4 separate regions of the Mus musculus genome follow, and all the other regions are linked to region 1. A link is a loop called in an ENCODE intact Hi-C map of the cell type or tissue named here. Cell type or tissue: heart. All regions are shown on one strand. Region 1 overlaps Srebf2 (sterol regulatory element binding factor 2). Region 2 overlaps Cenpm (centromere protein M). Region 3 overlaps Mei1 (meiotic double-stranded break formation protein 1). Region 4 holds the start of Mei1 (meiotic double-stranded break formation protein 1).

Region 1 (8,000 bases):
GACAACCTGGCCTTTCCCAGGTTTGGACTTGGAAGTAGGTCTAAGAGACATTAAAGCCTTTGAGAAAGGAGATACATCCCTGCACCATTCTGCCAATGATCACAAACTTGTCCAGACAGGACCAGACTAAAGTCTTCTCCCGCTCAGGGAGGCTAGGTCTGCAGTGTCTGTCTGCACACTGGCACGGAGGCTCCGGAAGCCACCAAGTGCCCTGACTTCTGCGTCACCTTGAAAGCTGGTCGCTGCGTTCTGGTATATCAAAGGCTGCTGGATGATCCTCGTCTGCGGAGCGGTGCTGAACGTCGGGGTGATCATCACCGTCTGCTGCTGCAGCTGAGCTGGAGGTTGGGGCTGGGGCTGGGGTCGCGGCTGGAGAACAGGGGTTGCCCTTGGTGGGGTAGGAGAGACTTTGACCTGCAGGGCCGGAGCCTGAGGGGAGGCAGCTGAGGGAGAGAAGGTAGATAATGGGACCTGGCTGAATGACCGCTGTACTGCAGGGTCTGTGGCTCCACCATTGTTGCCTCTGCCACTGCTGTTGTTGCCACTGCCACCATTGCTGCCACCTCCAGGGAAGGAGCTACAAAGTTGCTCTGAAAACAAATCAGGGAACTCTCCCACTTGATTGCTGACAAACTGTAGCATCTCTGTGAACAACAAAAAAAAAAAAAAAAAAGAAAGAAAGAAAAAAGGAGTCATTCTTTTGCTACCCAAAATAGAAACATTTTGGTTTTGTCTTTTTGACACAGGGTTTTGTTATGTAGACTGGGTTGACCTGGTACTTAAAACAATCCTCCTAAAAAAAACAAAAAACAATCCTCCTGAGCCAGGCATGGTGGTGCCTGCCTTTGATCCCAGTTCTCCGGAGGCAGAGGCAGGTGTCTCTGTGTGAGTTCGAGGCCAGCCTGGTCTACAAGGCATAGGACAGCTCAGCTCTACAGAAAAACCCTGTCTCAAAACAAAACATACAGCAAACCTCCTGTTTCAGTCTCCTAAGCTCTGGGATTGTGTCTACTACAGTAGACCAAGGAACACAGGCATCTTTATTTGGTACTCCTCCCACCCCCAATGTTTCCCATGGAGTTGTATGTAATCTGTGGGCACAGAGAAGTAATCCTATGCCTAGAGTCTAGCCAGTATCCTTGACTAGCCAACAACTGAACTGAGAGCTAACTTCTCTCATTTGGCTCTTTAATAACCTCAACTTCAGGTTACTAATTTCTTGGTGATTTCTTTTGAGGTGCTGTGAAATTGAACTCGGGGCCTGACACATGCTAGGCATGTGTTCTCTATCACAGGGCTCCATTCTCAGCTCACAAATGTTAACTTTTAAACTTGATGAAGAAATTGATGCACTAGAGTTGGGAGTGACACAGTATTTATGGAAATGCACAGGGCTCTGGGCTCCACTCTAGGCACCATAAGCAATATTACCCAAAATAGGAAAATAGAGTGTATGACCATCCAATGTCTTGTCTTGTCTGAGACAGGTCTTACTAGATAGCCTTAGCTGACCCACAACTTGCATCAATCCTCCTGCCTCTGCCACCTGAGTGCTGAGATTACAGGTATAAGCCACCATGTCCAGCTTGCCAATGCTAAGACCATAGCAGAAATGGATCAGGATGGGTCTACACAACCCACAGGAAGCAGAGGGTGGGCTGTCACTGCCGGAAAGCTTTGGAGCGCAGTAACCTTGGCCACGAAGCAACCTCCACTCTCAGCCCTGCTCTCTGTGGCAGTGCCCCAACTCTGCTGGGCTGTAGCTGCACCAAACGTTAGTTCTTCCTAGCCCCTTTCATCCTCAATAGACACACTCTGGTCATCTCCTTCAACCAATCTGGGTATTCAATCAACATATCTCGGTATTGTGGGTGACCTGGGAAGCCCAGGGCATGGTGGCACATGCCTGTAATTCCAGCACTCGGGAGGCCGAGGCAGGAGCTCAGCTCCTGAGTTTGAGGCCAGCATAGAGTACACTCAGCAGTTCAGCTGTCAAGAACCTTTAGAGAAGAAAGGACGGAAAGTCCTGGAAAGAGCTAGAACACAGTGACACACACTGCCAGCACATAGCCCGGTTTAGATCCATTTTTCTGCCATACCATTTCGTTCACCTTCATTACCACAGAGCCCCGTTTGAAGGCAGAGGCAGAGAGATGTTGGTCCTGCACCAGGTTCCATGCTTTTCAGGGCCCTTGTGGATCTCTGGCTGTGTCTTTTCCCCACTGGGAAAGAAGTCTGTGGGGCCCCCTTGGAAACTATGCTCTCCTTTCTAGATCATATTCCAAGTGTCTGTAACCCCTGAATCCCTCTTCCCCTGAAGCCTCAAGCCTGGGAAGGCTTCCATACGCTCCACTAACTCCAGACACTCTTGTTTCTCATGACCGCTTCCTGTTCCTGGGGCGTACGTGTAAGATACTCTAAAAGGAAAGACGTGAACGCGTACCCATGAAATGAGTGATTATTCTTGAAAAGTGGTCGGGAATTCCAGAGGCTCTCTTAGCCTCTGATGCTCTCATTCAGACACCAAACAAACCACTGTGGCAAGAACAGCCCCCATGCCTGGCACAATGGCTCAGTGGGAAAAGACACTGGGCATGGCCTGACGACCTGAGTCTGAACCCCAGAAGCCACATGGAGGAAGGAAAGAACTGACTCTCACAAGGTGTCCTCTCACGTCCACACATGTGCCATGGAGTATGCACCCAACACAAAGTAAATAATATAAATAATAAGAATAAAGAGAGACCAGCCTTCCAAACCAAAAAGCACCGTCTCCATTCCTTCCCCCAAGTCCTCTTCCTCTGCCCCAGAAAGTCCCTTCCAAGTCTCTGAAAGTAGGGGAGGTGTCTGAGGAAGCCGAGTCGTATGTGGGGCAAGCAGCATGTTACTGGAGATTCCTAGTGCGGTCCAAACGGAGCAACTGGAGCTTAGCAATTCAATCGCCGTTCAACCAGCCAGGCATGTCAGCTCCACTTACAAACACCTCACTGCTCCAGTCTGATGTACGTACGTGGGAGGGCACAAGTCACAGACATGGCAAAGGTCAACTAAGGGCAAGTCCTTCTCCACACTTTAACTAAGAGCTGTCCTGAGTCTCAGAAGAAAACACAAATGAAACGCACACCTGGCGCACGAGCATAATACGAGATTATGGGAAACTTTAAGATGATTAGGAGAAATCTAGCAATTCTCCAGCCCTTCCCAAGTGCCATAAAACCAAAGGAAAGGGCAGTCCGAGGGAGGGCGCACAGGCTTGGGTTTGGTGCTGTTTGGGCCTGGGTCTCAGGAAGGCAGCTCCAGGAGCCGTGAGGACAGATTACTTCTCTCTCACCACAAAAGGCTGGCTGGGACATAAATACACACTTGATTCTTTGCTCTGAGGTGAAATAAGATAATTTATGCAAAACGCCAGCAAGGGGCGGGCCCTCAGGAAGCCCCTTGAGCACCCACTGCACACGCACTTGGGCCTGCTTAAAGTTTACTCCACCAAGCGCTCGCTCTCAAAGCTCTCAAAGCTCCCTTTGCTGGGGGGGGGGTGCAATACCGGCTGGTGTGCAAAGGTCACAGGGTTTTAGTTCACAAAGCAGGTTAAGAGCGTGTAGGCAGATGGAATGGAACGGCCGCTGCTTCTTTTTTTCTTTTCTTCTTAAAGTAAAATGCCTTTCAACGCTTACATAGAAAGTATCAGTGAAGCCAACTTCAGAAAGCTGAGCAGCAGGCCCTAACCAAGTGGTAAGGCAAGATGAGCGACTGTGGGAAGGAGCGCCATGCAGAGACACGCAGGGAGCTGAGGTGCAGGCTCCAGGAACAGTCATGCTCTGACTCCACCCTCCACCGCGTGAGAGCACAGAATGGCTCCCCACTCCGAGTTTTGTGTCAGGCAGTTACACGGGCTCTCATTTCCACAGAGAGCCATGAAGCCAGGGAAAGCAAGGCCTGGGAAAAGGTTTTATGAAGCTTTGAAAATGGAGTTTGTGTTCCAGCTGCAGTTCACAGAGCACGGGGGCAAAGAGGCTCCCCGGAAGTGGCCGGCACACCCAAGCACACCTCACTTCCTTCTCCACCGTTTCCCCAGCCTTAGCAGTCTCTAAAAGTTGAGGCTAAGTTGCTTGGGGCACCAAGAATCTACATTTGGGTTCTGCTTCTTTAAAAAAAAAGCAAAGAAACAAAACTAGAGGGAGGTTTTTAGCACCTGTGCATTTCAAATAGCTTCATGCCTCACAGAAACAGAAGTTCATGTATAGTCTACGGAGCTTATGACCTAGAGACGACAACATATCTTGGCTGCCTTAGCCAGGCAGCCTCTAGTGCACATCAAAGTATGATCAGAGCAAATTTGCATTGTTTTAATCTATGCCATTGAGTTTTTGCCGGCATACTTGTCTATCTCTATGTATGCAGGTGATACCAGAAACCCTGAACTAGAGTTACAGATTGTGTGGTTGGCTGAGAATTGAACCTGGGTCCTTTGGAAGTACGGCCAGGGCTCTCTGCCACTAATCCATCACTTCAGGCTCCTGATCAGATTAATTTTGATTAGGAGTACATCCAAAGCGCCCCAGATGGAGTAACAATGTGTTCAAATGACACAGTCAGCTAATAGTCCTATGGGTATTTGTTGTCTAGCCCAGAGAGGTAAGAGAAGAACTGGTTTACAGAGGTCATTACTCTGTTTAGGGGAGTGAGGGTGGGGTAGGATGAAGAGTTTAGCCAGGGTCTTACTGTATAACTTACCACATAACTCAGGGTTTACCATACTGCCAAAGCTGGTCTCCTCAGACCTTAGACTACAGTGAGTGACTGCACAGAGCAAAGGTCACTTATTCTTATTGTATGGGGGTTTTCCCTGAATGTGTCTGAGCACCACGTACATGCAGTACCCACAGAGGACAGAAGAGGGCGCTGGATCCCCTGGAGTTACAGACTGTTTTACTAGCTGCCATGTGGCTGGGGTGTCCTCTGCAAGCCCCACTACTTATTTTTTCAATACATATTTTATTAATTCGTTGAGACATTAGTACAATGTTATTCTTACACTTTATATTTATTATGAATGTTGTTAGATAATATGTTTTATTTTTGAGTTATATTTATTTACGGGGCAGGGGGAGCTTGTGTATACCAAGGCACATGTATAAAGAGGTAGGGGTGAGTCAGTTTTCTCTTCCCGCCGTGTGTGCTCTAGTGATGGGACGCGGGCCATCAGCCTTGGTGACAAGTGCCTTTACCTGCTAAGGCATCTTGCCAGCTCTAGACAATTTTTAAAATCATGAAAGGAATAATATATTTATTATAAACAAATTTAGAAAATAGACCGGATGGTGGTGGTGCACACCTTTAATCCCAGTGCTTAGGAAGCAGAGGCCAGCCTGATCCGCAGTTTCACCATAGCCAGAGCTAGACAGAGAAACCCTGTCTTGAAAAAACAAGAGGAGGAGGAGGAGAAGGAGGAAGAAGATGATAAGGAGGAGGAAGATGAGGAGATAGAAGAGGAGGAGAAGGAGAAGGAGGCGGTGGCCTGGTTCAGTGTGTAAGAGTGTTTGCTCTGTGAATATGAGAACCTGAGTTCAAATCCCCAGCACTCATACAAAAAGCCGGGCGTGGCTGAGTGTGCTTATGACTCACAGCTGACCCCCAGTTCAGTAAGTTACTCTATAACTTACCATATAACTTGGCGTTTACCATGCCGCCAAGGCTACATGCTTTGCTCTGGCTTCCACTATCAGCACATTCACATGCCTACACCCCACCCCCAAGAGAAAAAGCACACAAGAAACCTAGAGCAACTCAATGTGGCCTCCTAGTTCTCTCTGTCCGGCTCTCTCCTCCTTTCCCAGGCACCCAGAAGGCACCTCTGCAGTTCGGGGTGGGAGGGGTGGGGAGGGGGGGTGGGGAGGGAATGAAGTACTGACTTCTCCAGTCTCCATAGCCCAAGGCTGGAGCCCGTTCAACTGTCTCACCCAGAAGAGCTATTTTCAATAGGACTTTCCACAGGTTTTCTTCTCTGCCACAGGTTCACCCTAAGACTGACTGTTTCAAAGCTTCTCTCTATGGCACCTTATCACTCCACCCCACACCCTGTTTTCAATTCAACTAGTCTTCTGTCAGACACCAATCACCATCTGACCTGCACAGCCATTGTTCAAACAAGACGCCTGGAACTAGAGTTACAAATGGTTGTGCGCTGCCTCCTAGTGCAGGCCACTGAACGCAGGCCCTCTACAGACCAGCAAGTGCTCTGAACTGCTGAGCCACCTGCCAGCTACAAACCACATTTCAGCCCTTCTTGCAAATTGTTCTCTCTTTATTTAAGAAGCGTGAACATCTGTCTGTCCAGCTTATGTGGGTGCTCCAGGGGACCAGTTAGATTCCCCCTTGAGCTCAAGTTAGTTACAGATGGTTGTAGGTGCTTGGAACTGAATTTTGGTCCTCTGAGCCATTTCTCGGCCCTGCCCAGTCCTGAGCCCTCCAACACCCACAGCTTTCTTTCACTTCCCACTCACCTAGCCTTCAAAGATACCCACTTCTCTTTCTGCACCAGTTTGGGGTTGGTGAGTCATTCTCAGAGTAAGACCACCATGTCCTTTCTGCTAAGATCACCTTTATTCTTTCTCTATGCTGGCTCACCATCCTACTTAAAGGCTTTCGCCAAGGACTCGACACCTCTCGTCCAGCTATCTGAGAGCTCCTGAACACAAGGTTCCATTTAGAAGAACCTAGGCTGGAGATAGCTTAGCGGTATAGCAGCTGACTAACACCCAGAGTCCCAGGTTCCACAAGCAGAAGACATCAGAGCCAGCTGTGATGACCCATGTGCACCATTCCGGCATTCAAGAGGCTGAGGCACACAGCAGCAACCAACGAGGGCTGGAGAGATGCCTCAGTGGCTGAGCACACAGGCTGCTTGCTCTTTCAAAGGATGTTTCCTGGGTCTGATTCGCAGCACCTACATGGTGGCTCATAACCTGCAACTCCAGTCTCAAGATGTACCCGCCTCTGTGGGTAACAGGTATGGACACGGTGCACACACATACATGCAGTGCACTTATATGCAGGAAAAACACTCATACCCATAAAATAAATCTCTTGTTTAAAAGTTAAAGGAATAAAGGAGGGCCAGCAAGATGGCCTGGTGAATGAGGAAGTCTGTCACAAAGCCTGGTGACCTGAGCTGATCCTTGGAATGCCTGTGGTGGAGGGGAGAACTGACCCGTGTCCCCCCACATACAGAAATCATTTAAATAATTTTTAAAAAGCCATTACACTATTCATGTCTAAAAGAAAATTGTATTTTCTATTTAGAAATCATATGTATGCTTTATTTAAATTTATAGAAGGTGATTACAACTGGCCCTGTTAATTTATATTACTTTTATGTGGCTAACATAACAGTAACATGTGACACCCCCGTTCTTGGTGTGTGTAGGGTACTGAGATCCAGTCTCATGGACCCCAGGCTCTTTCTGAACTCCTTATGGAGCTGAAGAGGACCCTGAAGGCTCCCGTCCCACCTCCTGAGTACAAACATTACACACATGTGTCACCACGCCTGGCTTCTAGCCATTTATTTTCTGTTTGTTTGTTTGGTTGGTTTTATCTGTTTTCTTTTTTTGAGATAGGGTGTCTCTGTTACTGTATCTGGCTGTCCTAGAACCTACTCCGTAGACCAGGCTGGCCTCAAACTCAGAGTTCCTCCTGCCTCTGCTTCCTGGGTGCTGGGATTAAAGGTGTGTACTACCACCGCTGATTTCCAAACATGTCTTTATTTTGCATTTATATAAATCACAACTTGGGAGAAAAATACCATACAGACCCGGAGTGACAGTAAAGGCGAAATGAAAGTGTGTTAGAAGGGATTTGGAAAATCGGCCACACACTGCTTTCAGTGTCAGTGGACGAGATCTGGGCACGGAGCTCAGTAAGCTCTAAGGTTCTGTCTTCACCACCATAAAAGCAACCACCAACCCCTCCCCAAAGCTAACTGAACAGTAAGCACGTAA
Region 2 (8,000 bases), 70 kb before region 1:
TATAGAGACTGCGTCTTTCTGTCTTATGGTTGTTTTCTTGCCTGGCTTCTCCTGTCCCAGTCTCCAGAAAGTGGAGGAGTTTCTGCAGCACGTGGACAGCAGCTTCTTCCTGGGGAAAGTGTGCTTCCTTGTCACAGGGGGTAAGTTTGGCCCCTTCTTGTTACACCCCACCTAGCTAGAGTGGTCGTACTTATGGACCCTTGAGGAGGTAGCCTGCAGAGAGGTTCTCCTTACCTGACTACTGACTTTTTAAAAATTTAGTTTTGTTGGTTTTTTGGAGTGTTTTGTTTTGTTTTGTTTTTTGTAATTTTATGTACATGGGTTTTTTTGTTTTTTTGTTTGTTTTTTTTTGGTCTGAGGACACCAGAAAATGGTATGGGGTCCTCTAGAACTGTAGTTATAGACAGTTGCAGGTGGTTCTGAGCCACCATGGGTGCTGGGACTCAAACTCGGGTCCTCTGGAAGAACAGTAAGTGCTATTAACTGCTGAGCCATGTCTCCAGCCCCAGTTAAGAATGTACTTTTGAAGGTGGCCAGTGATGGTGCACACCCTTAATCGCAGCCCTTGGGAGACAGCTGCAGGTCGATCTCGGGCGGGTATAGCCTCAAGTGTGTGTGCCTGGCTTCTTTGCAGCGGGACAGGAAAGCCACTGCAGCGTCCACCAGAACACAGTTATAAAACTGGCCCACACCTACCGAAGCCCGCTGCTCCTCTGTGATTTACAGGTGAGAACCCTGCTCATTGAGGCCATGCTATAGTTCAGTACAAAGAAAGGGCGGTGAACAGACAGTGAGCATATCAGGACTGCTTCCTGAACGGTCCCCAAGTCTCCAATTGAGATGACACCTGATATGGAAGGAGCCATGTAATTGTGATTTGAGGCTTAGCTCAAGTCTTGTGGTGTGCTTGGAAGTCCCTGTTAATATCCCACTCTCCTGCTGGAAGGTAAGTTCTTAGGAGATACGGTGTTGTGTCTGTCTCATTAACCAGCGTATCCCGGTGTCTTCCCTGCAGTCAGAGTGCCTGACCTTGTCTATAGTGTCAGGTAGTGTCACAGGACAGGTCACACAGCAAGTAATAGGGGCGTTTGTTAGATGGGCAGTTATGTCGCTGGGTGTATTGCTTCCATTCTAATCCATTAAGCTTCTGTAAGTGTGCTCACCAGTGAGCCCTGGCTGGCCATAGAAGGCTGGTATGCGTTTTCTCTATATTGTCTTTTTCTACTCACTTTTTATCCCGCTCACTACCCCTCCTCCCAGTCACCCCCTCTCCCATTCTCTTTAATTTTTATTTTGTGTATGTGTTGTGAACACAGTGTAATGGATCATGTACCTGCTCATACCCAGAAGCCAGAGAAGGATATCGGGTGGCCTTTATCTCCATCTGCCTGGTTCCCTTGAGCAGGGTCGTCACTGAACATGGAGCTAGACTGATTGCGAGCAAGCCCCAGCAATCCTCCTGCCTGCCTCTGCTGCTCCCTTCCCTCCACAGCAGTAGAGTTACTGGCACGCACAGCCACACCCAGCATTTGACATGTGTGCTAGGGTCTGGATACATGCTTATACAGCAAGCACACTTACCCACGGAGCCCCAGAAGTGCACACTCCGCTGACACGTGTTGTTATCCTACAGGAGTTAATGTACACTCCCTGGGAGGATTACTGAAGGTTCTCTGGGCCTGAGCTGTCCTACCCACGGACCTGACTTCCTCAGTTGCTCCAAGGGATCTTTTTGTTGGTTTCAAGGTTTGAACAGTTAGATCCTGGATCTGGCACCTTTCCCCAAGGATAGAACTCCACACATTCTGTGCTCTGGAGTTTCCTGTTATGGGGTCTCTGGTCTGTGCCAGTGATGGCAGACTTCAGGTGATCCATAAACTTAGATGGGAAGTAGAACTTAGCCCCTCCCTGAAGCCAGTCTTAGCTACTTTGTGAGTTCTTTTCCTACCCTTTATTCTCCCATCAGTACATAGAAAGAAGGCTAGAGGGGAGAAAGGGGTATAGAGATCTCTGAATCCAATTTCTTTAACCAATCTCCCTTAACAACCGACACCACCCACCCCTGCTCCTCAGGCCTCTAGCATTTACATACCTTCTGAAAAGTTCCCAGAATTCCAAACGTCACACAATCTCAGAAACTGTCTGCAGCTGGCAAAACCACGCCTCTGGTAGAGCACAGGGAAATCACAGTCAGCTGCTGTGGACGCCCGCAGCAGTGCCACACCACTACACCTGGGATCAAGACAAAAACACATTCTTATAGTTCTATCCTTTCTTTCTTTCTCTTTCTTTCTTTCTTTCTTTCTTTCTTTCTTTCTTTCTTTCTTTCTTTCTTTCTTCCTTCCTTCCTTCCTTCCTTCCTTCCTTCCTTCCTTCCTTCCTTTCTTTCTTTCTTTCTTTTTTAAGAAACCCAAAACTCCAGAATTATCTCACACACACAGAGAACCATACTAACGTGTGACCTAAGTTGAGCTGAATTAGCCAAGGGAGTCGTAGGAAGAGCTAAGTCAGCAGTCACCAGCAGACAGTGCTGCTTGGGCGGGATGGTAGCTTACTGGTGGGGAGCGTTTGCTGTTCTTACAGAGGACCTGAGTTTGGTTTTCAGCATCACGTAACAGCTCACCATTGTCTACAACTCTAGATCTGATACGCTTTGCTTTTCTATCCTTCTCTGGAACCAGGCGCGCGCATGGTGCATGGATATACATGCAGGCAGAGCACCCGTACACATAAGGTACTGATGCCTTGGCTTGCAGTTAGGGCCAGCCTCATCACTACTGTGTTCTGGTTGCTACACTGCCCCCTACATCACCCTGATACCAAAGCACTGATCAAGGTTTATATTCCATTCATCTGTCTTACTCACAGTTGGTTTTAGAATCCCTGACTAGCTCCAAGCTCTGCTTTCAAAGGTGGCACCCAGTGATCCCAGCACACCGGAAGTGTCTCCCTTGCCAGGTTTTCCTCATAACAAAGCTCTGAGGAAACGCTCCAGGAAGACTCAGCTTGTTCAGTCACACCGCTGTAAGTTAGGCCAGCCCGTTAGTCTGCAGCCGTTTTCCCATTGTGGCCTGCTTTCTGTGAGCCACCTGGCACCCACTCCTCAGTAGTTTTATTTTTTTCTGAAGAGTCATCTTTGCTCCATAACCAAGGTGGTGGCTATGGCGTGCCTGCTAACCTGGATGACAGGTGCTGCTGCAGTTTCCCATATGGCCACAAGGTGGCAGGCCACACCAGCTTTTGAGTTTTCATGGGGCTCGAGGACTGGAATAGGGCAGAGATGTGGCTCAGCAGCTAAGGGCACTGCTCACAGCCTGAGTTCTGTCCCTGGGACCTGTATGAAGGAAGGAGAGAGTGGAGTCTTTGCAAGTTGTCCTTTGACCTTCGTGCGTGGGTGGGTTTCTCTGTATAGCTTTGGCTGTCCTGGAACTCACTCTGTAGACCAGGCTGTCTTCCAATTCAGAGGTCCTCCTGTCTCTGCTGGGGTTAAAGGTCACCACTGGCCAGCCTTTTCCCTCCCCTCCCTATTTAATGTAATTTTTAAAAGAAAGAAAGGAAATTCCTGGGCCGGGTGTGTAGAGGGGAGAAGAGACTCCTGTGTGTTTCTAGTTGGCAGCAGGGCTTCCGATCCCTGCGCAGAGGCAGGCCTCCATCCCTCAGATGAAGAGCCCATCTTTAGACCAGCGGTCCCTGCAGGCCTCTGAGGAGCCTTCTCAGGGCATACACTTTGTCTTACCAAGTTGGAACCTCTACATATTTGGAGGCCTTTGTGTAGCAAGAGTTGCTAGTTGTCTTTTGTAGGAGGGAAATACTCTAGGGCAGTGGTTCTCCACCTGTGTCTCCTGCCTACCTGATATTTATATTCTCATGTAGACAGTAGCAAAATTACAGTTATGAAGTAGCAGTGAAGTCAGTTTATGGTTGGGGGGGGGGGGTGGCAGCATTAGGATGGCTGGGACCCACTGCTCTAAAGAGGTGTGTGATTTCCCCAGTGTCAGTTGTCTACCAACAGGCCCTGTGCTACTGCTTGGCACACAAGTCCAGCAAACACTGGCCCAGTCTTGTCAGAATCTAGCCCGGCAGAGTATGTCTTCCCATATGACATGGGCAGTCCTGGCTGTTGTGGTCAGAATGGGCGGGGCATGTCTGCACGGGGCTTGAGTGACAGGAGGCAGCCGTGGCACTCAGGCTAAAGCAGCCGGAGGTTGAGGAGTCAGACGTTTGAAGAGGGTGACTGAAAATACCTCACCTGCACAGTGTGCCTCAGTACCCGCTGTAGGCATTAGAGGCACCGCACAGAACAAAACGGTATATACATATATACATCCTGACTGTGCTCTCGGCAGGAACACAAACAGGCCACTTGTGCTTGTTTGTTTGTAAAGTAAGAGAGAGTGACTCAGATGGGAGCTAAGGCTGTGGCTTCGTGGGCAGAATGGATACCAAGGCAGGAAAGAGCTCGTGTCTCGGCAGTGGACATGGTGCAGTCTGCAGAAGAGTGCTGTCAGGAGCAGAAAGTGCAGAGACCTAGAGCTTGCTGGTGTGTCTAGGGGCCTTTTGAGAGGCCGGGCAGGAGTAGCTGAGTTCTGGAGTGGGTTGTGGGGAGGGGGAGCAATGGAAAATGTTAGCAGTGATGGCCAGGTCCTGGAGTCGGTAAAGACTCTGGCTCTTACTTGGAATGAAACTGGAACTGCTGAAGTTTGGAGCCTAGGAGACATGTGGCTTTGCTCTGGCTGTGAGAGAGATGAAGAGAGAGAGAAGGGCAGAAACGACGACAAGGTTTAGAGATTTTTTTCTGGAAGGGTTGAGTGGCCTGGAGTCATTGGTGTCCAGGGGAGAGTGACACGGAGTGGCCCATAGTCCTTGCTGTTTCCTGGACATTGAACAGAAAGTGCTGGCGGACAGATGTGAGGTGACAGGAAGACGAGTAAGGGACAACTGAGGTTTCCGGCATGACAGCTGGTAGCTGGTAGCATGGCGCTGCCTGTAGAGATGAAGCAGGGTTGCAGGGAGTCAGTGACAGGCTGACAGTGCCCTGGGGCCGCTAATGGAGCGCCGTTTGCTTTTCCGAAAATGTCTGCAAGTGTCTCTTACTTGCCCAGAACTCACTGGTTCAGGGCCCGGACAGCTTCACCCCCAGCTACCCTGGGCCCTCCACCCCAATAAAGGGGTTACCTGTAGGTGACACATCCTGTCCATCCTCTTCTGTCCCTGTGGCTTCCTGCAGTGGCTGGAACTAGCAGTGGTTGAGGTCCAACCTGGGCAGTGACTTCTCTGTGACCCTGTGCTTGACAGTGTCCTTGGCCTTAGCAGTCTTGCTCGTCAAGTCCCCCATTTCCTCTTGATTGGGGCTCAGTGTCTCTGGGTTTGAAGAGTGAGGTAGGAAGCTGCCCGATGTGACCTTAAGGTACCCCTGCTTCTCGTCCTCCAGCTCCACCTGAGAAGCTTCTCAGAGTGTGTCCACCGGGCCAGCCACCCCCTCACTGCTGTTCTTTGCTCTTCCCTGAAGGTGGAAAGCTTTCGTGCAGCCATGGCGCGGCGTCTGGTGCGCATTCTGCAGATCTGCGCTGGCCATGTGCCAGGCGTCTCCGCGCTGAACCTGATGTCCTTGCTGCGGAGCCCCGAGAACCCCCCATCCAAGGAGCTGTGAGCATTACTGCCCTCCACACGTTTGCTGCCAGTTCCAAAAGCAGCCACTGTTGGTGAAGACCAGTCAGGGCCTGACAGGCCCAGAGGCAGCCTGCTCACTGCAGGACTGAGCTCCACCAGGGAGGTCTGCTGGGCAGGAGTCGGGAGAGAGCCCAGCGAGACCCCAGCAGCCTCCCGTTTCTCGTCTCACCCCACAGAGGTCCCATCTGCACCTGTCTAACATCATAATCCACCTAAGATTTTGGAACAAAGAGCCATGGCTTTAAAAAAAAAAAAAGAAAGGAAGGAAGGAAATGTGTTGTAGATGCAGAAACTGACTCAGTACAATTGCGGGGGCAAAGTGTGGCTTCCAGGAGCCCAGGGAAAATGTCAGGTCCAGGCCCTGCGTTTCTTACAGCCCGGCTGTTGTATTCTGGTGCCTGTTTTTCCTCGTGTAAGTGGAGCTGGTTCTACTCACATTGAGAGGGCTGAAGGAAATGGCAGGTGGCTTGCTGCCCAAGACCACATTGCTCCCTACAACTTGTTGGTCTCTCTTGTAGATCACACACAGTGTCATGCCTCACACTGTAACAGCAAGCTACCAATCACATTAAAAAAAAAAAAAAAAAAGCAATCCAGGCAGTGGTGGCGCACGCCTTTAATCCCAGCACTCGGGAGGCAGAGGCAGGCGGATTTCTGAGTTCGAGGCCAGCCTGGTCTACAGAGAGTTCCAGGACAGCCAGGGCTACACAGAGAGACCTTGTCTCGAAAAAAACAAAAACAAAACAAAACAGACTGAGCTATTGGGTTTCTCTGTGTAGCCCTGGCTGTCCTGGAACTCAGGCTGTAGACTAAGCTGGCCTCGAACTCAGAGATCCACCGACCATTGCCTCTCGAGTGCTGGGATCACAGGCATGTGCCACCCCTGCCCCGCAGTGACTGAGCTGATTTGTAAAGCCACTCTCACATCAGGAATGACAGCTGCAAGGTCGGAGTGTGAGAAGTGACAAGCTGACTGTGGCATTGCACACTGGATCCAAAGAGAAGGTTGTAAAAGAGCTGGGTTGGTCCTGTCAGCCCCGTCAAAGTCCCCAATTCTTCAGAAGGTGGCTTAACACACGGGACCTGGGGGTGCTGTTGAGGGAGCAGGGGAGCCAAGTCCTGAGCTCACCGCACTCGGATGACGCAAAGACCATAGCTCCTTCCAGAACATCCCAAGGCCCTGCCCTACTGTGAAGTTAGGGTCAGTCTTACCTCTCTGGGTTTGGGTTTGGTTTTGGTTTTTTCTTCAAGACAGGATTTCTCCATGTAGCCCTGACTCTCCTGGACCAGGCTGTCCTTGAACTCAAGAGATCCACCTGCCTCTACCTCTTGAGTGCTAGGACTAAAGGCATGCGCTACCACACCTAGCCTGAAGTACCTTTCTGTCTTGAAGGTAGCCCCCCCTGCATCCCAGTTTTGTAGGTTCCCTTGAGGCCACACACGTCACCTGACACTTGCAGAGTGCTTCACGCTTCACAGGGCTGTGCTCTCGCAGTGGCAGCTCCTGTCACCCTCCCAGCAGGCCTACAGGCTTCATGAGAGCCAAAGGTGTGCCCTTTGGGGCACAGCCTGCATTGCCCTGAGCTCTGTGTGGTCCAAGAGATGGAAACACAGGGGTTTATGCCTGAGGAAGCAGCAGTCCTGTGAGCTGAAAAACCTCCCTCACTGCAGACTGCCAAGGTGCTCTGTCAGTACCACAGGTCTGACTCAGGCGACCCTGACAAGACATTCAGTCATTGGGGAGTGGGAGGGGGGACAGCACAGGTGGATCCAGAAATAGGGGGAAGGCTGCAAGCAAATGAGAACATGTGCACTGTCCCTAGAGATGGACTGGAAGGCCAGCCTTCTCTTAGGGACTAACATTGTTCCCAGACCACAGTACCCTGGGTCCTAAAGTGGGGTCGGGAGAGGCGGTGCTGCTGGAGCAACATCTGAGCTAAAGAAAGCATGGGGACACTGTTATGTCACCTGCTGACAACAGGAAGCTGCTCTCCTCTTAACCCGCTCTGCTAGTGTGATGTGCACATCTCCGCCTCAGGTCCCTGTGCCACATTTTCTTTGCCACCTGGTGCCATTTAACAAGAGAAATGGCATCACATTCTCCAGCGAGGGCCTGGGAGCCTTCCAGGCGCTGGGGAGCTTCAGGCTGTCGCTGCTGCCAGCTCCCTGCCAAGCTTGGCAGGGACCGTGGAACTAGAGGCACCTCTCTGGGGTTTGGGCTGGCCTGCTGCTGATGCACAGCAGAGCTGAGTGACACTTAAATGGCAGGCAGGTGCCCTCAGACCTTACCAAAGACATCGGGGAGCAGTTGCTCCTGGCAGTATGTCTGA
Region 3 (8,000 bases), 90 kb after region 1:
GATGATAAAATACAGCTCACGACTCAGAAGCCTCCACCATGCTGTGAGCATTCACGTAAGGAGCAAAGCAAGAGACCTGAAGCTCCTAAAATCCTTCAACAGCCAGGCATGGTGGCACTGGTCTGGAAGACAGGGCTAAAGGCAAGCCTAGGTTATATACTGAGACACACACACACACACACACACACACACACACACACACACACACACAAGCAGGGAACCCAGACTTTACCCTGGAGGCCAGAAGAGGTCAGATTTTTCTGACTAGAGAAGAGACTCTATAGGAGAAAACAATTCACATTGGCAGCAAATTCAGGCAGCAAAGACCCAAAGCAAAAAGACTTCTATTTCCTCCATCTTCTCCTCCCAATGACAGGAGGGCCTTTGGCTCTCTCCAGTGCAGCAAACCTCTGCCCCGCCTGCAACAGCCAGTCCCTTTACTCTCTAACACACTGTCTTACCCAAGCAGTTGATCTGTAGGTCCTTTGTCTGGGCGCTGTCCAAGGTGGAAAGGAAGAGGGCACACAGCTTCTCCCGGAAATGGCCGGAAAGCATCTCAGCGGCCGTGGGCGAGGAGTAGAGCTTCCCATAGAGGTAACAGATGGAAGCCTGTACCCCCTCATTGGGGTAAACCAAGCCCCTCAACAGATGTTCCATCAAGTTGCCTGTTCAGAAAACAACCAAAGCCAGGCGTGGTGGCGCACGCCTTTAATCCCAGCACTCGGGAGGCAGAGGCAGGCAGATTTCTGAGTTCGAGACCAGCCTGGTCTACAAAGTGAGTTCCAGGTCAGCCAGGGCTACACAGAGAAACCCTGTCTCAAAAAAAAAAAAAAAAAAAAGAAAGAAAGAAAGAAAGAAAGAAAGAAAGAGAGGGAGGGAGAAGAGGAGAGGAAGAGAGGAGAGGAGAGGACAGGAGAGCAAGAGAGGAGAGGAGAGGAGAGGAGAGGAGAGGAGAGGAGAGGAGAGGAGAGGAGAGGAGAGGAGAGGAGAGGAGAGGAGAGGAGAGGAGAGGAGAGGAGAGGAGAGGAGCAAGAAGTCTTTTACTGTTTGTTTGGTTGGTTGGTTGGTTGGCTTTGGTCTTCTTGGCCCCCCACCCCCACCCCCAAATCAGGGTTTCTCTCAAACACAGAATCTACCTGCCGCTGCTTCCCGAGTTAAGTTTTATTTTTAATGTGTCTGTGGGTGGGTTTGTGCGTGTGAATGCAGATGGCAGGTGCCCATGAAGGACAGAAGAGGGTGCCAGATACAGAGCCACAGGCAGTTGTGGATACTAGGAACTGAACGTCAGTCCTCTTAGCCATCAAACCATCTCTCAGCAACAAACAAGAAATGTTACATGAGTTACCATATAAAACTCCAAACTTGGCCCTAGAGAAATGGCTCAGTGCAAAGAGCACTTACTGCTCTTGCAGAAGACCTGGGTTCAGGTCTCAGCACACATATCAAGGTGCTCACAACCACCTTATAACTCCAGCTCCCAGGGATATGACGCTCCCTCAGGCCTTTTTGAGCACCTGTATATTCATGCAGGCATGTATATAAACAAATCGTTACATAGATACGTTTCTTTTAGAAAAATAAAAATCCAAATTGTCATCTCAGTGAGATAGTAGTGAATTCCCAAATCACCTACAAGAAATGTTTCCTAAAGACCAAAAGAGAAAGTCAAAACTTAAAGGATAGACAGGCAGTGGTAGTGTATACTGTTAATACCAGCACGTGGGAGGCAGAGGCAGGTAAATCTCTGAGTTTGAGGCCAGCCTGGACTACAGAGAAAGTTCCAGATTAGCCAGGGCTACAGAGAGAAACCCTGTCTTAAAAACAAACAAACAGGGCTGGAGAGATGGCTCAGTGGTTAAGAGCACTGACTGCTCTTCCAAAGGTCCTGAGTTCAAATCCCAGCAACCACATGGTGGCTCACAACCATCTGTAGTGAGATCTGATGCCCTCTTCTGGTATGTCTGAAGACAGCTACAGTGTACTTATAATAGTAAATAAATCTTTTTTTAAAAAAGTATGAAACAAAAAACAAAAAACAAAACAAACAAACAAAACAAAAAAAAAGTTAACAGTCAATCCTCTGGGATTTACATTTCACTGATTTTTTTGATTTTTTTCTTTTTTTTTTAAAAGATTTATTTATTTATTATATGTAAGTACACTGTAGCTGTCTTCAGACACACCAGAAGAGAGCCTCAGATCTTGTTACAGATGGTTGTGAGCCACCATGTGGTTGCTGGAACTTGAACACTGGACCTTTGGAAGAGCAGTCGGGTGCTCTTACCCACTGAGCCATCTCACCAGCCCGATTTTTTTATTTTTTAAAGTGCTTCGAGGTTTGTGAAACCTTGCTGATCCAGGAAAGAAGTTTGCCTGAAAACCTAACAACCTGAGTTTGATCTCTGGATCCCACAAGGTGGCAGGAGATTGTTCTCTGAACTCCACAAACTCTCTGTGGCTTGCACCACACACCTGCACACATACAAACACTCTAAATTACATATATAAGATGCAAAGGTGCTCTGTGTCCCAGAGTTAATTCGTCTTTTCACCCAAAAGGAAGGCCGCGGTAAGCCCTTAACCCATTTATATTAAAGGGGAGGAAAGAGCCACACATGGCAGTATACGCCTCTAATTCCTGTACTCAGTATACTGAGGGAAAACTGTGAGTTCCAGGCCAGGCTGGACTATGTAGTGAGACCCTGTCTCAACAAAACAACAACGACAATGACAATGACAACGAAAAGCCCAAGACCAGAGGCAGCTTGTAGGTTGGAGGCACGTTCTGCAAATCTGAAGAAGAGTTAAATTGACTAGGACGCCCAGGTGGCAATGTGACCAAAGCTGGAAAGGGTAGGAGCCACCCCCTCCACAGGAAACTCACCGTGCTCCATTACAAGCTCGTCCGCCAAACCAGGAATGGTGTCCACCAGCTTGCCCAGGAGAGTCGTGGTGGCCAGGCTGCCTCCCATGGAGCGCAGGTTACACAGCTACAGGAAGTGAACATGTGCCCAGTCAGGATCACAGCTGCCCTCTCTCCCGTGCAGATCTCGCCCTACCCAGGTAGCACCTGTTATGCATGTCTGTCACCGCAGGTAGCCTTAACTAAGTCGCCCTCTCCTCCATTCACCTGGGAACTGCTGGGGTAAGGGAGCAAGCCAGCTTCCTCTCTATGGCCTCAGGTCCTAGCTTAGTACATGGCTGTTACACGGTGTTCATAGTAGCATATTGTGATTGGGGCGTAGCTTGATGGTTGAGCATGTGCCTAGCATGTTTGAGATCCTATGTTCAACCTACACACACACACACACACACACACACACACACACACACACACACACAGCATGTGTTGCCTCTCTAAGAACTAGACACTGGAGGATAAAAGTTGGAACCCTCACAAAGATAAACTACTGATTCTAAATGTATATACATATATATTTTAGCTACCACTATTGAATATTAACTTTGTGTGGATGGAGTGCTTGGGTTTGAACACAAGGCCTCCCTCTGTCTCTGAACTGCACCCTCAGCCTGATGGGTGAATGTCACATGGTTTGAATAAACATAATTTTGCTGATTATGTTAAATGTGAATCTTTTCACTGGTTTTTTGAGATCTCATCTTGCCCAGGCTAGCCTAAATTCTCTACATAGCTGAGGCTGGGGACTATAGGTTGCACCACCATGCTCAGCTCTTATTGTTACACTCTCCGTGGGACAAGAACTATGTTTTGTGATTTACAGGAAGAGTGGCCTTCTCTACTGCATAGACTCTTCCGGTGGAAAATAAGAACACCACTCCCTTACGTTTGTTGATGAGCCTGGATAAGGTATTGTACATCAGCCAGACTTGGCACTGCACGCCTTTGATCCCAACACTCAGGAGGCAGTTTTTAATGTTGTCAGTCTTCTGTGCTGTTCCTGTAAGTTTGCTATTAAAATATATTAAACTATAAAAAAGGGGGGGGCTGAGAGATGGCTCAGTGGTAATGAGCACTGGCTGCTCTTTCAAGAGACCCATGTTTGTTTCTCAGCACCCACATGGCAGCTCACAACCATCTAGAGCTCTAGCTCCAGGGGATCCAACACTGTCCTCTGAGGGCAGCAGGCATGCATGCGCTACACAGACATGCATGCAGACAAAAAAAAAAACCCATATGCATAAAATAAAATTTTAATTTAAATGTAAAGAGATGTTTCATATAAGCTGGGTATAATGCTAGTCTTTGAAACGTTGAGGCAAGAGAATCAAAAGCTTAGTGCCTGGACTATGTATGGAGACCCTATCTCAAAAAGAAAAAAAGAAAAAGAAAAAGATGTTGCATGCAAATCACCTCACAGCCTGTAATATCGAGCAAGTGATCGAAAAGGTTAATGGCAGCATCGTTGTGGATAGCTAATATAATCAGAAATTTAATCTATTAATCACATATAAAATAATTATATGATAATTTAAATACAATGTATAAATATTGCTCTTAATTAGATTAATGTGAACATGTGTCTTCCTAAATAAATATTATAAAATAAATTAAAATAAATAAAAAATGATCCTAAGCTGGGCATGGGGACATGCACCTTTGATCCCACATTCAAGAGGCAGAGGTGGGCAGATCTCCATGAGTTCTAGGCCAGTCAAGCTACATCTCCAAAACAAAAAGTGGTTCTGATATTATTCCTCAATCTTAGGCATAATACAAAAGATGGTTTAACTGGCTTTTAACATAATAAAGAGAGCATGTTATACACACTGTACACCATTGACTTCAGATACTAATACCAAGTCATACACACAACTCAGAACCAAGCAAAAATACCAAATCCAGACAGGAATCTTTTTCCTTTATAAATTCATCAAAGAAATATGCTCTGGGGCTGGCGAGATGGCTCAGCGGTTAAGAGCACTGACTGCTCTTCTGAAGGTCCTGAGTTCAAATCCCAGCAACCACATGGTGGCTCACAGTCATCCGTAATGAGATCTGACGCCCTCTTCTGGAGTGTCTGAAGTCAGCTACTTACATATAACAAATAAATAAATCTTGAAAGGAAGAAAGAAAGAAAGAAAGAAAGAAAGAAAGAAAGAAAGAAAGAAAGAAAGAAAGAAAGAGAGAGAAAGAAAGAGCCGTGTAAATAGGAAGTCCCCGAGAATGGGCCATGGGATGGTTACACCGGGAAGATGAGGCTTTGTGCACAGAAGCAGAACTCGGGTCTCTGAAAGTGGACATTGTACAGTGTACAGTGTGCTAGAACCTCAGAACCGTACAGATTCTGTCACCAACGGTGGGACCTTCAGCAACTCTCTAGAGTTTAATTTTCCATCTATGCAAAGAGGACCAGCTTAGCTCTGACAGAATCGGGGGGTTCTGAGGGGTCTCGGAACCCCTCAGCTATACGCTCACCTCTCTGTGGCACTCATTCATTAGGCAACGGATGGTCTGTTCCATATTCGGCTGAGTAGTGAGCTGGACAAGGACTGAGAGATGCAACAGCATTACAACCCGGAAGACAACCGCACACCTACTCAAACTACCAGCATGGCAGTAATTTGCTTCTTGCAAATAATCTCTCTCCCTCATTAAAGTACATGTACCCATCTTCATTGTTTTATATTAGCATCTCAGGCTACACCCTGGAATCACTGAGGCTTTAAAGAGCTTCAAAAACATACTAATACGGGACTGAGGCATAGTTACGGGGGAGTGACTGCTTATCATGCTTCATATCCTGGATTCAACCCCCAAGGCCACAGAAAAAGAAGGAAGGAAGGAAAAAAAGAAAGAGAGGGAGGGAGGGAGGGAGGGAGGGAGGGAGGGAGGGAGGGAGGGAGGAAGGAAGGAAGGAAGGAAAGAAAGAAGGAAGAAAGAGAGATGAAAAATGTTAATATTTCAAGTCCCATTCTAGACCAATTAAATAAGCATCTCTAAGCCTGAGTATCTTTATTTTTTATTTATTTATTGTTTGCTTTGAGACAAGGTCTGATGTAGTCCAGGCTGGCCTTGAACCCATTATGTAGGCGAGTTTGATCTTGAGCCCTTGGTCTGCCTGGTTCTACCTCCTCATATTCTGGAATTAGAGGCATGTATTACCACATCTGGGCCCACATACTTTATGTGAACAATTCTTAAATATGAAAAATGTAGGCATATATACGTATATCAAAGTATATTTTATTTAAATTTTCTTATACATGTATATATATGTACTAATTTATATGTTTGCATTTTAAAACATTTTATATATATTTGTGTGTATGCGCGCGCGCATGCGTGTAGGGTAACCTTTGAGTCAGTTATCTTCCTCCATTACGTGAGTCCTAGGAATTGAACTCAGGGTATTAGACTTTGATAGCACCTGTCCTTACTCTCTGGGTCATCTCACTGCCCCCCCTCCCCCCAAAAAAAAACATTTTTCTTAATATAAGATGTGAGTATATTGCTGAAGTTCTCTTAGTACAGCTACTATGAAGCCAGGGTTTGGGGCTGGTGAGATGGCTCAGTGGGTAGGAGTACTTGACTGCTCTTCCGAAGGTCCTGAGTTCAAGTCCCAGCAATCACAGGGTGGCTCACAACCACCCATAATGAGATCTGGTGCCCTCTTCTGGTGTGTCTGAAGTCAGCTGCAGTGTACTTATGTATAATAACAAATCTTAAAGAAGGGTTTCTCTGTATAGCCCTGGCTGTCCTGGAATTCACTTTGTAGACCAGGCTGGCCTCGAACTCAGAAATCCGCCTGCCTCTGCCTCCCGAGTGCTGGGATTAAAGGCATGAGCCACCACGTCCAGCTTCTTCTAAAATTTTAAATGGTTGTGAATCATTACTAGGTGCTGGAACTGATCCCAAATTCTCTGCATGGGCGATATGTGCACTTAATCCCTAAGCTATCGCTCCAGCCCAGTTTCTTTATCTGTTGGCTTCAGACTTGGTAGGTAGCCAAGATTGGCCTTGAACTCCTGATACTTCTGCCTCCACCTCCCAAATCCTGAGATTATAGCCGTGAGCACCACACATGGCTCAAAAACAAAAAGTGTTTGTTGACAATGCCTTGTTTGTTTGTTTCTAAAGATTTGTTTATTTATTTATTGTATATAAGCACACTGTTGCTGTCTTCAGACACACCATAAGAGGACATCGGATCCCATTACTGATGGTTGTGAGCCACCACATGGGTGCTGGGAATTGAACTCAGGACCTCTGGAAAAACAGTCAGTGTTCTTAATCACTAAGCCATCTCTCCAGGCACCTTTCTTTTCCTTTTTAAAGACAGGGTCTCTCTATGTATTCCTGGCTGTCCTGAAACTCAATATGTAGACCAGGCTGGCCTCAAACTCACAGACATCCTCCTGCCTCTGCAACAGAATGCTGGGATTCACGGCACACACCTCTATGCCCAGCCCGTCATCCACTTCTCTGTAAAAGCGCTCATCTACCCTCACTAATTTACCAACCAGTCTCCTCTGCAGACTGTGAATTCTTAGTGAGCCTGGCCACATCCTAGCATCGACATACCTCTAATGCTTAATGCAGTACTTAGCAAAGAGGTGATGCCTGAGAAAAAACAGAATCAGTTATCAACTCATTGAGTTCCCTCCTACGTTCCTAAGTGAGCAATTTCAGTAGCCACTCAGTAGCCAGGGCTACAATTCAGGCTAATAGTCCCCAGTTTGAATGGTAGGTATACACAGCTTCAGGAGGAACACCTTACCTTCAATACAGAGGTCTGCCATACTCCCATCTTCCACACTGTTTAACAGTCCTTGGAGCAGAGGGAGGCAAGAATAGGATGATTAGCAGTGCGGTCTCAGTGCATACAGTTTTACAAAGGCAATGATAATTCTAAGCCCAGCCGTTTTAAACAATGCCCTTGCTCAGTTCTGATCTCAACCACACCTAGAGTCCTCAGTGTCCAGTCTAACTCTTAAATGATGACAGTCCGAGTTCGCGGCAAGCAGACTGTATGCCCTGGAGTCTGTGACCCATCTAGGGTTAACAATACATTTGGCAG
Region 4 (8,000 bases), 100 kb after region 1:
GAAGCTGGCTTGCTGAGGAGGGTGAGGGAAATAGCCACACCAGGTCCTTGAGGAGGAGGGAGGGTTTAGGTCGCACCGACACTCCGGGCTCCGGCAGCAGTTCCAACGCGCAGGCCATGCAGACGTGAGGGGACACGGGCAGCAGCCAGCGCGGATCGTGCCGGTGATGGGTCCTCTCCAGGAGCAGCGCCGCTTCTTCATCTCTCCCAAACGCGGGATGGTCAGCAGCCGTCATCTGCCCCGCAGCCACCTCCTCGCCTCCCCGGCTCTGCAGCGCAGGTTTTCCCGCGCCGCTTCTGCGCAAGCGCAGTCGGAAGAGCGCTCCGAGCGCACGTGGAGGAGCGCGAGCCTCCTGCGCCCCGACGACGCGCGGGCGAGCAGCCACTGCAAGGCAAAGTGTTGGAGGCTAGAACTGTGGATTGTGTGCAACTAAACCCAAAAGGACTGTGCGTGGACCTCATCAGGAATGTGTGCTCAAAGCGTTTATAAAGTAGTTGTCAGATTTGATAAAGAAAAAAAATAAATGTTGCTATTATTTGCTTTTTTGTTTTCACTAAATTTTTTATGTATGAGTGTTAACCTGTGTGTATGTATGTACACCACGTGAGTGCCTGGTGTCTGCAGAGGTCAGAAGAGGGAGTCAGATCCCCTGGAGCTAGCGTTGGGGAGGCTTAGAGTCACCATTTGGGTGCTGGGAACTAAAACCAAATCCTCTGCAAGAACAAACCTCTGAGCCATCTCTCCCTTCTGTTTATTTTGAGTTAGGTTCTAGCTAGGCGTGGTGGCACATGCCTTTAATCCCAGCACTTGGGAGGAAGAGGCTGAGTTTGAGGCCAGCCTGGTCTACAGAGTGAGTTCCAGGACAGCCAGGGCTACACAGAGAAACCCTGTCTCAAAAAAAGGGGGGGGGTAGATTCTGATGTAGTTCAGGCTGGTCTCAAACAAGATATGCCGCTGAGGATGACTTAAATTCCTGATTCTCCCAAGACTGAGACAGGACTGCTCCATCATTTCCACTGTACCCCAACTGTTGGGAGTCAATAGTGCCCAAATCACATTCAAGGAGCCGGCGTGTTACACCAGGCACCAACACCAGAAGGTAGAGATCACTGGAAACTGTTTTACACGCTTACCACAGTGTAGAGGTAGAGAGATGCGTTATTATAGGAACATTCTGCAGGCGATGGTGGAAAAAACAAACAGAACACATATTAAAACTTAACTGGGTGACGGGATTTTGGGAGTTTTTTGGTTTTATCAGATAAACTGGGGTGCATCTTGCCTTCCTGTTGGGGTGCCTGGCACATGGCCAGCATGCCTGCTCGGGGGAGGCATACCGCAGTCTGTAACGACGGTCCTCGGCGGGATGGAGGATGATATCTGTGGTTCCCAGTCTCCTGTGTTCCTAGGCGCCACTGGGATACTGATGGGAATGGAGGTCCCTTATTCATGCTTCCCTTAGGGCATGCCAGGCAGGAACTGGAAGGCAGAGCCCAGGTCCGGGGTGGAACTCGGTTTGGCCCCAAGTGAGTTCAGGGAGAGTTGGGAGGAGCTGGGAGAGAGAAGGCCATCTCCAGGAGATTTCGGCTCTTTATGACAAGGCCTCCCTTCCACAGCAATCCCTGACGAAGAGATGGTTTGTTTCATCCTTGCTCAAACTGCCTTAATGGTGGATGTGAACGCGTTCACCCTATTCAAGGTGAACCAGGGATTAAACCCCTTTTCTGGGAAGGAATGCCCAGGAAGGGACCTATCCAGGTGACTTATAAGCTTGGAGCACTCCAGGTTTTTATGCTAAGAGACTAATGGCCATGGATTCAATAGGCTGTCTTGGTTACTTGTTCCAGAGCAGAGAGCAGGCAATGAGTGGCCTCATCCTTCTGGCTCTCAATTCCAAGATTTGTGGGGTTTGGGCTCACTCATCCTTACCAGTTCTTCTGTCTGGTGGCGCTGTCCACTTGCCCCACAGGTAGAGGACTCGGTGCACTTGAGAATGGCCTTGAATTCTTGAGCCTCACGACTCTACCTCCCAAATAGCTGAAATTACATTTTCTATGTGACCTTTGGTCAACACATATGGCTTTTATAAGGAATCAAGCGAGTAGAGGCTAAAGATAGCTCAGCGGTACAGCACTCGCTTAGCACTCACAAGGCAGAAGCGCCATAAGATTTCCTCTGAAGATTAACACTTAATTAGCTCCAGAATGCGCCCATAGTGAGCTAATACAACAAATTGTGGTGGGTGATATTATAGAACTGAGGCAGTGTGGATTGGATTTTCCATGAAGTTGGTTTATGGGCAGCAAAACTCCAAAACTGAACACCCCTTGCTTTCCCCACTTTCCAAAGACAGGGTCTCACTATGTAGTCCTGGCTGGCCTAGCATTCACTATGTAAGTCAGGCTGGCCTGGAACTCAGAGATCTGTTTCAGCTACTCCTACAGGTCATTCTGTCCCAGGTAGCAAGTGAGGTCTTGCTTAGCTAACAGGCAGCACAAGCAACTGCTTTAACTAAATCACTCAATAAATCATCAAGTCACTCAGGATTGGTCCTTTCTTACTCTCTACTGTAGTACCATGTGCTTATAGGAGTCCATAGAGGTCAGAAGAGGCATCAAGTGCCCCAGAACTAGTTACTGACAGCTGTGAGCTGCCTGATATAGACTATGCTGGCCTCGAACTCACAAAGATCTACTTGCCTCTGGGTACCCACTGCTGAAATTAAAGACATGCACCACCATTCCTGGCTCTGTGATTTTTTTTAATTTAATTAATTAATTAATTACTTATTTATTGCTTTTAAATAAATCCTTGATTCCAGTTGATACTGCCCATATATGGTATGGGGACATCCACTAGAGAATGCCTGACCTATCAGGAGCTACACCTTAAAGAAAACTGACTCGCCCCCTCCCATGGAAGTCATCAAGTACCCACAGCCCTTCAGGAACAGAGGGATCCAGGAATGCCTTCCCATCCCATGCTAGAATGTAGACTGGCTTGATCTTGCACAGCTCTTGTACAAGCAACCACAGCTGCTATGAGTCTATGAGTATAGTATCCTGTTGGGTCCAGAAAAACACCTTTCTCTCTGGTCCTCCTCAATTTTTGGTCTTACAATCTTTATGTCTCCTCTTGCTCAATGGTTTCTCAGCCTTTGAAAACCTCCCTTTTTGTAATAATGAGACTGGATAATAGTATATGTGATGGTGTGTATAAACTCACTCCAGGGAGTGGCACTATTAGAAGGTGTGGCCCTGTTAGAGTAGGTGTGTCACTGTGGATGTGGGCTTCAAGACCCTCATCCCAGCTGCTTGGAAGTCAGTATTCTGCTAGCAGCCTTCAGATGAAGATGTAGAACTCTCAGCTCCTCCTGCACCATGCCTGCCTGGATGCTGCCATGCTCCCACCTTGATGATAATGGACTGGACCTCTGAACCTGTAAGCCAGCCCCAATTAAATGTTGTCCTTTATAAGATTTGCATTGGCCATGGTGTCTGTTCCCAGCAGTAAAACTCTAAAACAGTGTGTCATGAAGAGCACTAACCAACCCTCCAAACAACTGGAGCTGAGTATCCTAGTTCAATCAGGATTAGTTTGGGAATCACGCAAGACAAAGGCATGGGAAAAAAAAAAAACAAACTGCAGTGTGATCTATCAAGAGGAGTTGGGAGCCTGGGAAAGGGGCTGAGAAGGTAAGGGTTGGTTGTAGATGAGATTGGATCGCCCTACATTCTGTTAACCTTCAAAACTACAGTGTAGAAGTGGCTATGCTGTCCACAGAGGACACAAATCCCAAAAGAGAACAATCAGACAACATACCAAAGGAATCTGCAATCCTGCAGGATCCAAATAACCAATTTTATTAGAGGCTCTGAGACTAAGCAGGTCCGTCGCATGCCTTCTCTGACGTGTCCTAAGGACTCTGAGCCTGTGGCCTACTTTTTAAGGCCATACTGTCTGAGAAAATATCTCAAGTGCCTCATAAAACCAAACTTTTGTGAGATGGCTGGATTGTGGGGTGTCCCCATTGAGTTTCCAGGGGTCTCATGTTCCTGGTAGCTCTCTATCCTAGAAACAGTTACTCCTGGTGGCCCCAGGTCCTTCTCTAAAGCAGTGGGGAATCGGCTGCAGTTCACGTCTGTATGTGGAGCCCCCACTTTGTTAAGTGGGGTAGGATTCCTCGGGGTGAGAAAGGGGGTTGAGTGCTGGGGCTTAGCCAGCTGTGTCGACCAAGCCATCTTGCTCCAGACGGTCATGCTCAGTCTGGCTGCCGCGGAGTGGATACTCCCTTTCAAGCTGGATGTATGTGCAGAGCTGGCTCGTTTTCTGTCCTCTGAGGGTCTCACACTTCCACTTTTTCCGCCCGTGGGGTGCAGATACTTGTTTGCGGGGAGCCCGGAGGCTTCCCTTGGTACGCGTTCCTTTTTCAGGTGGTTGCAGCCTCCTGGACTAGATGAGGCCTTCGCTCTGCTGGAAGTCTTCTCTTCTACATGGGAGACTCCAGACCTAACCATTTCTCTGCTTCTGCTGTTCTCAATGGAAAACTCTGGGACTCCTCCTGGGTTGTGCCAGCTCCTAGGCTCTACCGCTGGCCTAGGAATCTTGGGAGCAGGGATCTTGGCCTTAGGGGCCTCTTCCTGGATCTGTGGTTCTCTTGCTCCCCCTGGTGGTCTTATTCTCCTGGGTTTCTTAGGTGGAATAGAGCTGCCCGTTGGCTCAGGCTTGGTTGGTCTACGCTTCTCTACAGCCTGGACTTGGGTACAAAGTTTCGAACTTTTTTTTTCAAGAACTGGACGGCTTTGAGTCCCGACTGGAGACTCAAGACCTAACAGGGATGCCTGAGACTCACAATGTCGTTCCTGATGCCTTTGGCGTTCCCGGTTCGTGCGTGATCCAGGCAGCCTCCCTCCAGCCGGCGGCAAGGAGCAAGATTCTAAAAAGTGAAAAAGCAAGTACGACTCCAGGATGCGTCGAGGGAGGCCCCACCTCAGATGTGCAATCCTCCTCTTCATGAGCGATTCCAGGAGCAGATGCTTGCTCTTCTTGAGAGCTGGCCATTTGTGAAGGGTTTTGAGAGCTACTGGTACGCATGGTACAGCTGGGGCAGCTTGAGAGACTTGGGGACAGAGGAGAGAGGGAAAGACAGAGGATGCCTGAGACTGTGGATAGGGGTCCTGACAGGTCGGGCTGGAAGCCTTCCCTAGGTCCACCCTTTTGTCCCTTTCTTGTCTTCTTTGAGATCCAGGTTGGGCCTTCTGGGTTCTTTCACTGACTTCACGCCTGTGCTTCCAGGCAGCAGCTCTGCCCTGGCAACTTAGATGTTCTTCAGAACCGGGAGCAGAGTCGACACCATTTCCAGCCATTGGTTGCTTGTGTCCGGGGGTTCCATATCCGGAAGTGAGAGAAGCCAGCTGAGCCGAGCTGCACTTCTGCCTTGTGGGCCCCACTTTCCCAGAAGAGTCATTTGGGGGACTGGGCCTGACAGCATCCTTCCTGCCAACCCGGCCCTTGTCTCCTCTCCCCGATGGATGAGACAGTTTAGAGCCCTCAGCTCTGCGTTTTCTCTGGACCCCGACATCCTGGATTTCTGTAGCAGTGTCTCTACGCTTGCCCTGGTTTCTTTGCCCCGGTGTCTGACTCTTTTCATCCGTTTCACACACAGACTGTCTTTGGTCCTCTCCCACAGAGGCTCGGGTGTCTGAGCCATCGTCTCCCGTGAAACATAGTGGGTTTCTCTTCCCTTGTTTTTGAATGTCGGCATCATTCCCATCTCTAAAGTTCTCCTGATTCTTCCACTCTAACTGGTAGGTCTTTCCATCAACTTCACCTAACCTTAGTCTCTGATCCTTTCTCCTGGGCCGCTGCAGCTTTCTACAATCCTCTCCTGCACCCTCTCCCCAGTTTTTCTTCTCCGCTGCCCCATTTCCTGAAGTGCTCTCGCCTTTAGCCTGTTCCCCGATCCCTCCAGCTTCAGCCAGCTGTCCCTGGCTCTCGCTCTCAGGTCTCTGGGTCTTTATGTCATTATTTCCGGGTTCTGTCTTGTTTCTCTGCTCCGGGGCCCGAGCTTCTGTTGCATCCTCGCTGCCCATCTCCTTCTGGTTCTCTAATTCGGATGAATGGGTGTTTGTACCCACATCACCTAACGGGCTCTGGCTTTCTTCCACGGCTGCCTTGGTCTCTGTACCTTCCTCCCCTCCGGCTCCTCTCACGATTCTCATTCCTTCTGTGCCGTCCTCACCCTCAGCCTCCTCAGCTTCCTCGTACCCTGTCCCGTGGGTCATATCACCTTTCTTGCTTGTTAGCTCCGCCCAGTTCCCTGTCTCAGATGTCTGGTTATTTATATGATCGTTGCCTCTAACCTGTTTCTGATTCTTCCGTTTTGGTCCGTGAATCATTTTATGGGATTCATTTCCTAACTGACCCTGGTTTTCTTCCCCAAGTTTCTGGGTCTGTGCTCCATCTGTGCCGTTAGCCCCTCTCAGGTTTCTCTTCCCTTGTGCCAGAGCATACATTCCATTTTCCTCTTCAGTCTTTTCCTCATCCTGGCTCGGTACTATGCAAGTCTCCATGTCAGGTTCACTGGATCGAGCCTGCTCCTCTGCCTCGGGTGTCACCTGGTTTGCTGCATCAGCATCTCCACCCTCTCTTTGGTCACTTTCCAGTGTCGAGATGTCTACAGTATATTCTCCTCTGACCTGGCTCTGGTCTCTGCAGCATGGTCCTCTTTTCACTGCGATCAGCCTGAGACTCTGGCTGCCCCAGCATGGCGCCTGGATCACCACCCAGTCCTCTTCTCTTACCTCTCTGAGCTTCTTCAAGCCCAGTTCAACTTCCTGTCTTGACAGATTCTGGTTCTCTCCCTTAGATGCTTGGATCTTCCAGTCGTTCTCACTGCTGCTCTGTCCTCCACGCTCCCCAGCTGGAGTCTGGACGTCATTCTCAGTTCTAATGCATCTCTGTTTCTCCCACCCCAGGGCCTGGGTCTTTTCATTGTCCTGTTGTTTGAATTCTCCTGGATTCTCCCTTCCAGATGTCTCGATTTTCACACCATCTCCACTTCCGATCTGATCCTTGTTCCTTCCTTCCTCCACCTCAGTTTCTGTACCAGTATTGCCTCCAAACTGGTCTCGTGTCCCCCACTTTAGCCCTTGGGAATTCTCAGCAGCCTTACTTCCCGTCCAGTCCTGAGTTTCCAATCCTTGGGCCTCGACCTCAGCCTCTTCCTTCCCTCTGGCTTCTTTCTCATTCTTCCCCAGTGTTGGAGTCTCCACAGCATCCTCCTGGTCGACCCACGCTGGTATCTGAGTTGCTATGTCAGTTTTACATCTGAACTCTTCTTGGTTCTCTCCTATGTGAGACTGGGGAGAAGAGCTCTCCTCTCCAGGCTCCCTCTGGGCTTTCCTCTGTAGTTTCTCAGTTTGTTCTCTCACTGCAGTCCTCACCTGGGTTTGCCTCTCCCACTCTGACACTGAGATCTCGCCATCAGTGTCCCTTCTTTCTTGCCTCTGGTCTCTGTACCCCAGGGCTTTAGCCTGTTCCTCCTCCTCCACTCCAGAGTCTATTGGGCAGAAGGCTCTAGATGCTCGTATCTCCTGAGCATCTTCCCTCCTGCTCTTTCTCTTGTTTAGATATTGCAGAGTAGCTTCACTGCATTCTCTGCCTACTGTCTTGGTTTGACTCCATGGTCCTAAGGGACCTTGTGGGTGCTCCAAGCACTCCTTGGTGGACATTTCCAATTGTTGGTTAAGAGGACTGGGTAGAAACTCTCTGAGGCAGACGTTTGGACTCTGAGCTGGAGGGAAGTTTGGAAGAGAGAAGGCTAAAGTTGTGGAGGTGTACCTCAGGCTAACAGGCTCTGCTGGCACCAACGTATGAGAAGGATCCAGCAGCTGCTCCGTTCTTTGGCATATAGCCAGGGATGGGTGGGCCTGGCTATCTCTGGGGTACCAGGGTAACTGCCATGCTTCCCAAGAACTGTCCTGAGGGAGAAGACAAGT

The links. Peaks named below come from ENCODE experiments on the same cell type or tissue, not always from the same donor. Only the 100,000 strongest peaks of a DNase experiment are listed, where the experiment ranks them.
Region 2: a loop joins it to region 1, with 4 times the contacts of the local background. A loop is called at or near these places in 2 of 42 quality-filtered maps.
Region 3: it touches region 1 in a loop (2.2-fold over the local background); 6 of 42 quality-filtered maps call a loop at or near these places.
Region 4: a loop joins it to region 1, with 7 times the contacts of the local background. A loop is called at or near these places in 6 of 42 quality-filtered maps.

The regions. Positions count from the first base shown.
Region 1 is chr15:82,162,382-82,170,381 of GRCm38, reverse strand. Srebf2 (sterol regulatory element binding factor 2) reads right to left here. Exons shown (of 19, transcript NM_033218.1): 2 at 228-644. Among named protein-coding and RNA genes, the nearest start is that of Srebf2, 19 kb to the right of the region's middle. In heart, no CTCF peak of the experiment used is centred here; a DNase peak (open chromatin) is centred at 4,891; H3K4me3 peaks cover 465 bases; H3K27ac peaks cover 4,151 bases.
Region 2 is chr15:82,232,019-82,240,018 of GRCm38, reverse strand. It overlaps Cenpm (centromere protein M), which reads left to right. Exons shown (of 6, transcript NM_025639.4): 4 at 61-140; 5 at 635-726; 6 at 5,510-6,257. The coding sequence ends at 5,650. Among named protein-coding and RNA genes, the nearest start is that of Cenpm, 8.7 kb to the left of the region's middle. In heart, no CTCF peak of the experiment used is centred here; DNase peaks (open chromatin) are centred at 3,228 and 7,908; H3K27ac peaks cover 1,085 bases; H3K27me3 peaks cover 699 bases.
Region 3 is chr15:82,072,590-82,080,589 of GRCm38, reverse strand. It overlaps Mei1 (meiotic double-stranded break formation protein 1), which reads right to left. Exons shown (of 31, transcript NM_028897.3): 3 at 7,701-7,751; 4 at 5,399-5,472; 5 at 2,885-2,990; 6 at 462-665. Among named protein-coding and RNA genes, the nearest start is that of Mei1, 6.5 kb to the right of the region's middle. In heart, no CTCF peak of the experiment used is centred here; no DNase peak of the experiment used is centred here; H3K27me3 peaks cover 1,022 bases.
Region 4 is chr15:82,062,381-82,070,380 of GRCm38, reverse strand. It overlaps 4930407I10Rik (RIKEN cDNA 4930407I10 gene), which reads right to left. Exons shown (of 2, transcript NM_001166475.1): 2 at 3,843-8,000. The coding sequence ends at 3,939. Mei1 (meiotic double-stranded break formation protein 1) reads right to left here and starts at 264. Exons shown (of 31, transcript NM_028897.3): 1 at 77-264. The coding sequence starts at 235. In heart, a CTCF peak has its summit at 4,667 (motif pointing left); a DNase peak (open chromatin) is centred at 4,680; H3K4me3 peaks cover 396 bases; H3K27me3 peaks cover 6,950 bases.